Linked DNA regions of Homo sapiens: region 1 is linked to region 2. Evidence: read pairs that join two places in POLR2A ChIA-PET (ENCODE). Cell type or tissue: GM12878. All regions are shown on one strand. Links, peaks and the distances in the headings refer to the core of each region. The heading gives the core; the rest is flanking DNA.

Evidence for each region. Peaks named below come from ENCODE experiments on the same cell type or tissue, not always from the same donor. Only the 100,000 strongest peaks of a DNase experiment are listed, where the experiment ranks them.
Region 1: POLR2A ChIA-PET joins it to region 2 with 10 read pairs; 8 of 35 experiments call an interaction of 5 or more read pairs at or near these places.

The regions. Positions count from the first base shown.
Region 1 is chr5:133,238,004-133,243,374 of GRCh38, forward strand. All of the region lies in intron 7 of FSTL4 (follistatin like 4), which reads right to left. Among named protein-coding and RNA genes, the nearest start is that of FSTL4-AS1, 16 kb to the right of the region's middle. RefSeq lists enhancers at 2,081-2,581, 2,512-2,791, 2,582-3,082. In GM12878, for the core only: no CTCF peak of the experiment used is centred there; DNase peaks (open chromatin) are centred at 2,688 and 4,495; H3K27ac peaks cover 1,979 bases.
Region 2 is chr5:133,103,714-133,109,068 of GRCh38, forward strand. HSPA4 (heat shock protein family A (Hsp70) member 4) reads left to right here. Exons shown (of 19, transcript NM_002154.4): 18 at 152-313; 19 at 520-2,736. The coding sequence ends at 723. Among named protein-coding and RNA genes, the nearest start is that of HSPA4, 54 kb to the left of the region's middle. RefSeq lists an enhancer at 4,804-4,853. In GM12878, for the core only: no CTCF peak of the experiment used is centred there; a DNase peak (open chromatin) is centred at 2,238; H3K27ac peaks cover 3,010 bases.

The DNA of each region.
Region 1 (5,371 bases), core at 66-5,065, 130 kb after region 2:
TTTTAAAAAGCGATTTTCTAAGTATCTGCCCTTAATAAAGAACACAATTAAATGAGACTTAAGTATTAAACAATAGTTAAGCAGAGATGAGATGGGGGATGTTGTCATAGTGATCCATGGGAGTCAGGTATATATGGAAATGAGTCATCAATACTGAATATTTAGAGACTAAATGTTCAACGCAAGGACTCCAGAGTAATATTAGAGTTTAGGTTAATGATACTGTCAATGTTACAAGTTCAGACTCAGTTGAGAAACAATTATTCAGAGCTTTTCCGACATTGCCCTCCTCAGGAGCACCCCTGGTTCTCTTTGTGGGAGGAGGGAGCAAAGGGGGGGTCTCTCCCCCAACAATCCTTCAATTCTGGCCCCCAGAATGCCACTAACTGTAGCATCTCACCTGCACAGTCAAATGCAGCAAACTTAAACACAGAGTGACATGTGGTGCCTCGGTGATGGCCATTCCTCGAACACGTCTAGACTTCCCTGGCCCTTATCCAGACCAAGCCAGGACCACATGCACATGTGGGTGAGCACACACAGGCATCCACATGGACACATGCAGTACATGCGAGTGTGCACATGTGGGTGAGCACACACAGGCATCCACATGGACACATGCAGTACATGCGAGTGTGCACACATGGGGGAGGGAGCGCACCCAAACATCTACATGGACACGTGGTACACATGATGATGTACACGCATGAGTGCACACACGTACCAACATACTGGCTCCCTAGTGCTGACCTTCCCGACCAACACTGAGGTTACGGCGACATTCACTTCATTCTAGTCCCTCATAGTGAGAGATGACAGCATGCTGGCAGCCCTCGCAGCCCTTGCTCGCTCTCGGAGCCTCCTCGGCCTTGGTTCCCACTCTGGCCATGCTTGAGGAGCCCTTCAGCCTGCCGCTGCACTGTGGGAGCCCCTTTCTGGGCTGGCCAAGGCGGGAACTGGCTCCCTCAGCTTGCCGGGAGGTGTGGAGAGGCGCGGGCGGGAACCGGGGCTGTGCGAGGGGCTTGTGGGCCAGCGTGAGTTTCGGGTGGGCATGGGCTCGGCGGGCCCCGCACTCGGAGTGGCTGCCAGCCGGCAAGCCCCGGGCAGTGAGGGGCTTAGCACCTGGGCCAGCAGCTGCTGCGCTGGATTTCTTGCCGGGCCTTAGCTGCCTCCCTGCGGGGCAAGGCTCAGGATCTGCAGCCCGCCATGCCTGAGCCTCCCCCACCCCCACCCCCCTCCCTGCCAACGTGGGCTCCTGCGCAGCCTGAGCCTCCCAGAAGAGCACTGCTCCCTGCTCCAGGGCGCCCAGTCCCATCAACCACCCAAGGGCTGAGGAGTGCGGGCGCACGGCACGGGACTGGCAGGCAGCTCCACCTGCAGACCTGGTGCAGGATCCACTGGGTGAAGCCAGCTGGGCTCCTGAGTCTGGTGGGGACTTGGAGAACCTTTATGTCTAGCTAAGGGATTGTAAATACACCAATCAGCACTCTGTCTCTAGCTCAAGGTTTGTCAACACACGAATCAGCACCCTGTGTCTAGCTCATGGTTTGTGAATGCACCATTCGGCACTCTGTATCTAGTTATTCTGGTGGGGACTTGGAGAACCTTTATGTCTAGCTAAGGGATTGTAAATACACCAATCAGCACTCTGTATCTAGCTCAAGGTTTGTAAACCCACCAATCAGCACCCTGTGTCTAGCTCAGGGTTTGTGAATGCACCAATCGGCACTCTGTATCTAGATACTCTGGTGGGGACTTGGAGAAACTTTGTGTGGACACTCTGTATCTAGCTAATCTAGTGGGGACCGTGGAGAACTTTTGTGTCTAGCTCAGGGATTATAAACGCACCAATCAGCACCCTGTCAAAACGGACCAATCAGCTCTCTGTAAAACAGACCAATCGGCTCTCTGTAAAATGGACCAATCAGCAGGATGTGGGTGGGGCCAGATAAGAGAATAAAAGCAGACCTCCGGAGTCAGAAGTGGCAACACGCTGGGATTCCTTTCCACGCAGTGGAAGCTTTGTTCTTTTGCTCTTTGCAATAAATGCTGCTGCTCACTCTTTAGGTTTACACTGACTTTATCAGCTGCAACACTCACCCTGAAGGTCTGCAGCTGCACTTCTGAAGCCAGCGAGACCACGAACCCACCAGAAGGAAGAAACTCCAAACGCATCCGAGCATCAGAAGGAACAAACTCTGGACACGCTGCCTTTAAGAACTGTGACACTCACTGCGAGGGTCCGCGGCTTCATTCTTGAAGTCAGTGAGACCAAGAACCCACCAATTCCGGACATAATAGACGGACTTGCCATCCTGCAAAGACCTGAGGAACCATCCTTTTTCTCAGAGTCCTCTCAAGAAAAAGAAGTCTCTGCAACTTGGAGCAATCTCTAAGTAGCTGTCTGAGCCCCCTGGAAGAGGGCTGTTGTGGGCAGCTGCATTCAGTGTGAGCAACCTGGAGTGGGCCTGTCCTCCTGCTCGTTCCCAGGTTCAGGCCTGGAAGAGGGAGTTGGAGGCATGAGAGAAGCCACTGTGGGGAGAGCACCTGGTTCTTCCAAGGCTCGGGGCATGTGTGGTCCCTGGCTGACTTGGGTGTCCTCTGGTGTGTGCGGTCAGTCTTCTTCTGACTGTGGATGCCAAAGGGGAGGCCCTTATCTCTTAGCGCATGACTCATCTCTTCGCGCATGACTCATCTCTTTGTGCATGACTGTATTATTCTCAGCGTGTCATGTGGTTCCTGTGCATAACTGAGCTCAATGAATATTTGCTGATTTCAGGGAGTGTGTTAGCCTAGGATGCTACCTCCTGGGAAGCCCTGAGAGGAAGGATAGTTAAGAATTCATATTACCCAGGGAGGTCTGGCCTTGCCCTCTTTGGCTACAGGGAGGCAATCTCTAGGCTCTGGAATGTCATGCCTCATAGGGGTCTCTTTATTTGCCTGGGGTCTTTGGGCCAGGTGGTACCAGTTCTGTCTCTAGAGGGGCTGGGGACGAGAGGGCAGCCATGTGGGCAGTATTTGAATGAGCTCCAGCAAAAGCTTTGGACACCGAGGCCTGGGTGAGCTTCTCTGGGAAATTGACACTGTGACAGTGACATGTCTGTGACTCCACTGGGAGAGGAGAACAGAGATTCCACGTTTAGAGCCCTCCTGGGCTCTGCCCTTTGGGCTTCATCACTTGGCTGACTTTAATCTGTACTCTTTTTGCTGTATTAAACTTTAACTGTGAGTATAACACTTACAATGAGTTCTGTTTTTCCAGCAAATTGTTGAACCTGAGGGTGGTTTTGGGAACCACCTGACTTCCAGTTTATGTCAGAAGTGAGGGTGTCTTCTGTCGAAGAGCCAACTTCAGTTGGCTCAAAAACTCAAATAGGGAAGTTCTGACCTAGTGGTATGCGTGTTGAAATTGCGTATAGGGACAAACCTGATTATCTGGGTATACACAGAGGCCCAGGCACCTGCAACAGAAGGCTCATGCCAGAGACATTGCTCTGAGCCCTCCACTTGTCCACCCTTAGAGGCCAGCAGGCAAATACCTCTTGACATGCCAGGACTCCAGAGTGTTATGTAGTAGGGGTGGCAGCTAATGGGGCCCTCTGGTGAGGTGCAGGCCTGAGCCCTTGAATGGGGCTTTGGCTCCTTGGCTAATTAGCTTGGCATCCCCAGCTGGGGCGGGAAGGGACTCAGGTTCTAGACTGCACTGTAGCAGTCATCTGAAGTTCCAGACCACCTCACACCTGCTGCTTTCCTTTGGGAAACCTGCAACCCTCTTCCTGGGGATCCTTGGATCCTGAATCCCCAGGCTGAGAAGGCCTTACCAAGGGTTTCAGCTCCTGACTCTAACTTGGACCACACTCACAGCCATGACAGCTGATTCCTGTCGTTGAGACACTCCAGAGAGGATTTAAATAAATTTCCTTCTATGGCTCATTTCAGGGACCAAGACGACTTTCAGTTAGGAATTTCCTCCTGACACTGTGTTCAAAACTCTTACACATTGTTGGAGAGGGCGTAGACTGGTGCAGCCATTTTGGAGAGAGATTTGGCAAAACCCATCAAAACTGAAAATGCATCACTTCCGAGAACTTATCTTACACGTCAACTTACACACATGTGCAAAGAGGTGGGTATAAGGATGTTTACTGCAGTCTTGTTTGCTGTAGACAAAACCTGAAACAGCTGCATGGGGCTGGGGAGGGGGAGTCCAGGAAGAGCAGTGCTTGGGCATGGCTCATGGGCTGCAGGACCTCCTGGTGACTCCCTTGTCCTTGCTTAGTGCAGAGAGTGCCTTGGAGGGGTAGGCTCCAATCTGTAGTGGCCAAGAGAGGCACCAATCGGCCTCCTTCATTGACTGGGCCTCTGTAGGGAGGCAGTGAGGCTCAGGGAGGAAGAGACTCTGTGGGGAGTTCCTGGGTTCTGCAATCAGGGTATAGAAGCTGAATCAGAACCTTCCTGTGGGACCCTGTACCTTGGAGATGGGGCCGGAAGTGGTCACTGAGTACAAGTCAAGCCCTGAGGCCAGGGCTTCCCCTAAGGCTTTCCCCTAAGAGGGGAAAGAGGACCTCGAAAGAGGCACTGAGAAAGCAAAGGCCAGAGGAGACACTTGGCAGGGCAGAGTCACCCCACAGGTTCCACAGGCTGGAGTACCATAGGCCCCGGCCCCCATATCTTGGAGATCTCTGGACACTACTCCCAATGGTTTGAGCACATTCAAAACTCTAAAGAACTGGATGTTCAGATGTTTTTGACACAAGCTACAGAGAATTGGCCAAAGCCTTTAAGTGCTTCAAATGTAGTGTTTTCTAAGATTTTAAAACAAAATGTACCCAAGCATTTAATGAGATTATTTTAATGCAGAGCCTACAACCACTGTCTATCGTGGTGCAAACAGCTCTCCATGCTAATCAAACGCCTCTCATCTTTTTACAATGAATTCATGACTGGTTCATATAAAGACAATAAAAATTAAATGAGTCATGAGCTCCTAAATCATTTTCTTTTGGTCTTTTTAATAACTCCCTTCCAAAGAAGAGCTAGCTGAGAGCATACGCTTCATTAGAATTATTTGTTCCTGGTTTTATACCATTTAGGTATGGGGAGAAAAGTGAACATTTTAACACATCCTTCAAACACTGCCACAAATACTTTCTTCTAATGGGTTTTGTTTTTTGCTTTTATCACCGTACTCTGCCTGCCGACATTAGAAAGCCCCAAATAGCGAGATTCAGTGAAAAAAAAACCCAAAACAAAAAAGAGTGGCTCTTTCAAGTCATTTGAAATATACTGAGTTTGTTGTAGGCCTTTTTGTTTTTTCTGTTTTTTTAAAAAAGAATACAATAGAAAAATGTTTTCTCTCCCTGAGAATATC
Region 2 (5,355 bases), core at 1-5,000:
TTTTGAATAATTCTGTTCAGATTGTGAGGCTAAATATGCTTTATTTTTTGAAAGATTATAAGTTTTTGAAAAATGGCAGAAACTAGACAGTAGTTGCGGGGAGGGAGGGTATCACACTTTTAGCACTTGTTTGACTGTCTCCTGGTTGCAGGAGGACCAGTATGATCATTTGGATGCTGCTGACATGACAAAGGTAGAAAAAAGCACAAATGAAGCAATGGAGTGGATGAATAACAAGCTAAATCTGCAGAACAAGCAGAGTTTGACCATGGATCCAGTTGTCAAGTCAAAAGAGATTGAAGCTAAAATTAAGGTAATTTAAGACTTTTTTTTAATAGTCTTTTCTTGACAGCCTTATTATTAATAGTCCTCAAGTGACACTTAGGAGGGAACTTTATTATAGTGTTTTAGCTTCTAGGTTGAGGATTGGGTGGTGGGAGAGGGCGGATTTGGGTTTAGCATGGCTTGTAAAATTTGTTAATTTTATAAGAAACCAGTTTTCTGTCTTACCCATTCCAGGAGCTGACAAGTACTTGTAGCCCTATAATTTCAAAGCCCAAACCCAAAGTGGAACCTCCAAAAGAGGAACAAAAAAATGCAGAGCAGAATGGACCAGTGGATGGACAAGGAGACAACCCAGGCCCCCAGGCTGCTGAGCAGGGTACAGACACAGCTGTGCCTTCGGATTCAGACAAGAAGCTTCCTGAAATGGACATTGATTGATTCCAACACTTGTTTCTATTAAAACAGACTATTATAAAGCTTTAAGTTGTCAACTTTGTTCTAAATATCAACTAGCGCAAGTGAATACTGAAGATTTCTTAGTCAGTTTTTAGGGGATTTTCGGGGAGGGGAAATAGGTAATGTATGGAGCATTTTCACTTCTAAATAGTTAGATACAGAAATTAAGTGCATTGTATCTTTTTCATAATGGTACTATTTAGAAGCCCAGTTAGTCTTACTGAGCTTATGCTTCACTCCTTTATGTTTAACCATGTGTCTACAAGAATAAGTTTGTTTTGGAAAGTTGAGCTATAGCTACAGCTCTAGCTATCCAGCAGACTTTTCATTATGACTTACATGGCAGGAGCTCTAATTATGCTTTAAAAATCTGTTGTGGAGATTGCTTTAAATGCTCCCTGCCTGGTGTGGGGATGGGGTCCCCCTCTTTGTGAGGGCTGGAGCATGGCACGGCATGGATTAACACGGCAGAGGAACAAAGGTGTGCTCTGAGCTTCTTCATATTTCACCTTCACCCTCACCTGTGTTCTCTTCCCTCTCTCCCAATAAAAGGGCTCCCATTATAAATGCCATGTACTTCTCTTGGGAAAATAGACCCCCTTGCCTAGAGTAAGTTGTTAACTGAGGGCTTTAAACCTGGAGGCTCTTCCTGAAAGTATGTTCATGAATACCCCAAGCATCAAGGTCTAAATAATTTTCAGAAGATTAGAATTGGGTAGATATACTGTTGGATATAGCCATGGTAAATTTAACTGAGGAATTAAATCCTTGTTAATTTTGGTGTAAAGATTTGTATCCTGGCCTGTTTATTCAGGTGGGAGATGTTCTGTATAATTTTGAGGTATAGCTTGAACTCCTAGAACAAGAGTTAAAAGTTCTTTTTAGCTCATTCACAATCACTTGTGTGTTAAGTGTTAATATCTGTCATGAACCTGCCAATTTGTACGTGTTAAGCAGCTGACAGATGATGCAAAAAAAACTAAGATACACTGGATTGTACTGGATGAGTCTGAAATTAGTGTTAAAGAAGTGTGGTGCCTGATGTTATAACAACACCTCATTCTTAACTGTGTGGCCAATGTCAGGTATACCAAAGCATTCCTCTGACTGCTTTTTGGGGCAGTGTTGACAGGAGTGAGGCATTTTGGAAACTCCAAGGGAAGCCTGTGTTTGAGGCCAGAGTTGGTACCTGCTTTAAGAAACTGTTACAGGGCTTGTTGGTAATGTTTTGAATCTTTGTAAAAATTGATATTCTGTATAACAGAGTGCCTCTCTGTTACTTTTGGCCTATGTTGTTAGAAATAAGATGCTATCTTGCATAGTTAGAATTAAGCGTTTGTCCATCTCTAGATAACATTGAAAAGTTTGAGTGTTACAGGCTCTAAAGTGCAATGGAGAACAATTGCTTAGGAGGAGGAAGGGGAAAGTATACTTATGTTGGTGTGTAAGCATGCATGGAGGCCTCGAGGCACCACAACAAGGCCAGGTTCTTAGCACATCCTCTGTTCTCTACCTGTCATGCTTCAAGAGTTCCAGCTGGCCTGCTGTGAAGCCAGTAGCTATTTTAAAAGTGCTGGCTGCAGGATTAAGCCAACCCTTTACAACTGGCCCAGACCGTAATGGCCATTTCTTCTTAAAAAAAAAAAAATTTTTTTTTTTTTTTTTTTTTTTTTTTTTTTTTTTTTTGGTGTGTGTGTGTGTGTGTGTGGGGAAGGGTGTGGGTGCTGGGATGGGGGTGAATTTCAAGTTGAAACACGATGATGTGGTCTGCTTGCTCTCTGCTTAGACAGGCTTTAAGACCAATTGGATTTTCATGGAGGCCAGGACAGAGAGTGGTAATTGATGGCTTGTGTACAGACAAGCATTTATCCAGGTTGCGTTATCCAAACTGATTTGTTAAAGCTCCAGGTCACGTTCTTACACTAAGAAAATCATTCAGTAAACATGAGACAAGTTTAGGAAAAACTAATAAAATAAACCTGTCTTAAACTTGAATGGTTTCCTTAATTCCATAATGAAGGCTGCTGGGTGTGTGTGTGGGGGTGTGTGTGTATGTGTGTGTGTCTGTGTGTATGTGTGTGTGGGGTGGGGGCGGGGGGTGTGTTTTCAATAAAAATGTTCTCTAGGAGTAGGAACCCTCTGAGCTAAATTTCACTTAACATCCGTTGAAGACTTCCAGTCTGAAGAGTGACAGCTGAAGCACACTGCCTACTTTGTGAGAAAATGTTGCCTAATTTTTCTGTACTCAAACTCTCCAGTTGAGTCTTGGCCCAGTTCCTTTGGTGTTAGGAATCCTTGTCTTGCTCCTGTGACTGGGCCTTACTTTGAGGGTTTTGTTAGCAGAAGGCGGGGGTTATGGCATAAAGGTAAGTGCTAGGACTTACACCTGGCCAAAGAACAGCGCGGTCCAGAGTGTGCTAGAATAGTTGGCGCCACTGGATGTGTGGTGTGGCTGCGTGGAATGTGTGTTGGTGTATGTATGTGGTGGTGATGGGTGTTTAAAGGGCACTAAGCCAGTGAAAAAGACCTTAACTGGATAAGGCATGGGTCTAGACGAGGAGGGGTCAGGGGTCTTGTTCCCTGGGTCATGCCCCTTGCACAGTCCTAGTCCTCTGGCTGTAGGAGCAGCTTACCTGCCAGGGCCTACCCAGGGCCTATTGTAGCCACGTGTCTGAGAAACGTGTGTCTAGTAGGTTTGGTTTCCTCCTGAGCATGTAAGTGGTTTCTGTAGGGGAATTGTTAGATGTGGTAGAAAGAGCTGAGATAGCTGGGTGTGGTGGTGTGCACCTGTGATTCCAGATACTTGGGGGGCTGAGGCAGGAGGATCACTTGAGCCCAGGTGGTCAAAGCTGCAGTGAACTGAGATTGTGCTATTGCAACTCCAGCCTGGGTGATAAAGTGATACCCTGTCTCCTTAAAAGGTGGGGGCCTGAGAGATCAGGGTTCTGTTGTGGGGCAGTGGGAGCTGCTTTGCAGGGGCACAGGGGGCCTGGGGGTTGTTGGAGGTAGTGGGACTTAGTCCACCTTTGAGGGGACAGCCAAATGAAGGGGAAAATTGCTGGTTTTGGTACCTGCAGGAAGAGGGAAGATGTAAGCATGGTTCCAGCTGAAAACCATGCTTTAGAAGTTGGGATAGTAGTTACTCTTTGTGGAGTAGTGACAACATGATGTGAGGCTTGGTGATGCTTGTTTTTTGATCTGACTTGATAGTGTACTCATGTACACTTGATCTATTTCAATAATTTTAAGTGGCTTTAACAGAAAGGTGTGTATTTTTTTTTTTTTTTTTTGAGATGGAGTCTCGCTTTGTCACCCAGGCTGCAGTGCAGTGGCGGGATCTTGGTTTACTGCAACCTCTGCCTCCCGGGTTCAAGTGATTCTTCTGCCTCAGCCTCCCGAGTAACGGACTGGAGGCGTGCGCCACCACGCACTGCTAATTTTTGTATTTTTAGTAGAGACAGGGTTTCACTGTATTGGCCAGGCTGGTCTCGAACTCCTGACCTTGTGATCTGCCCACCTTGGCCTCCCAAAGTGCCAGGATTACAGGTGTGAGCCACCATGCCTGGCCTACATTTTTACACACACAATGTAGGTTATAAAACTACATAGCCTCTCATGTTTTGAAAGAACATTAAATGGGTTTGCAATAAAAAAGCCAGAAGGATTTTCCCAGATGAAGTGGTTTTTAGGGTGGGATTGTGGGTGATTGTTTATTTTTGCTTGTTTCTGTTTTCAGAGTTTGCTACAATAAGCATTTAGGGCCAGGCATGGTGGCTCATGCCTGTAATCCCAGCCAAAGTGGGAGGATCTCTTGGGTCCAGGAGTTCAAGACCAGCCTGGGCAACATGGGGAGACAAGCCCCTACCCCCCACCGCCTCCTGTCACTAATAAAAGCATTTAGGAATTTTATAATGTTAAGAAAACTAGAAGTGTGTTTTAAGAAGAATGGCTCCAAGGTTTCAAACCTAGAATACGGGATATGATTGTACATGTGGAGCTTCTAGTCTTGAGTCATTGGAGATGTGGTGGGAGTTTAGATTGAGAAGTTTTCCTGGGTGGGGTTGAGACATCGAAGCTCCAGGTGGGTGTGGATGGAAGCTTTTGGGGCTGGAGTCGTGTTCCTCATTGACGGGATGAAGGCTTGTGTTGAGATGTGTTAGGAAGAGGAAGTAAAAGCTTTGAAAGAAGGAACTGCCAGAGAGGAGTTATGATGCATAAAGCATGTTGGGAGGAAGGGAGCTAGAGATGTGAGATGTGGCAGTGGCCAGCAGGGTTAGATGCTTCAGTAGGGTGGGAGCTGGGTGGGGTGAAGGGGCTTGAGGTGAGGCTGCAGGTGCTGAGTACTTGGTCAAGAAGCTTGGCCTCAGCCGCCCCGTCCGGGAGGGAGGTGGGGGGGTCGGCCCCCCGCCCGGCCAGCCGCCCCGTCCGGGAGGGAGGTGGGGGGGGTCAGCCCCCCCGCCCAGCCAGCTGCCCTGTCCGGGAGGTGAGGGGCGCCTCTGCCCGGCCGCCCCTACTGGGAAGTGAGGAGCCCCTCTGCCCGGCCAGCCGCCCCGTCCGGGAGGGAGGTGGGGGGGTCAGCCCCCCCGCCCAGCCAGCCGCCCTGTCCGGGAGGTG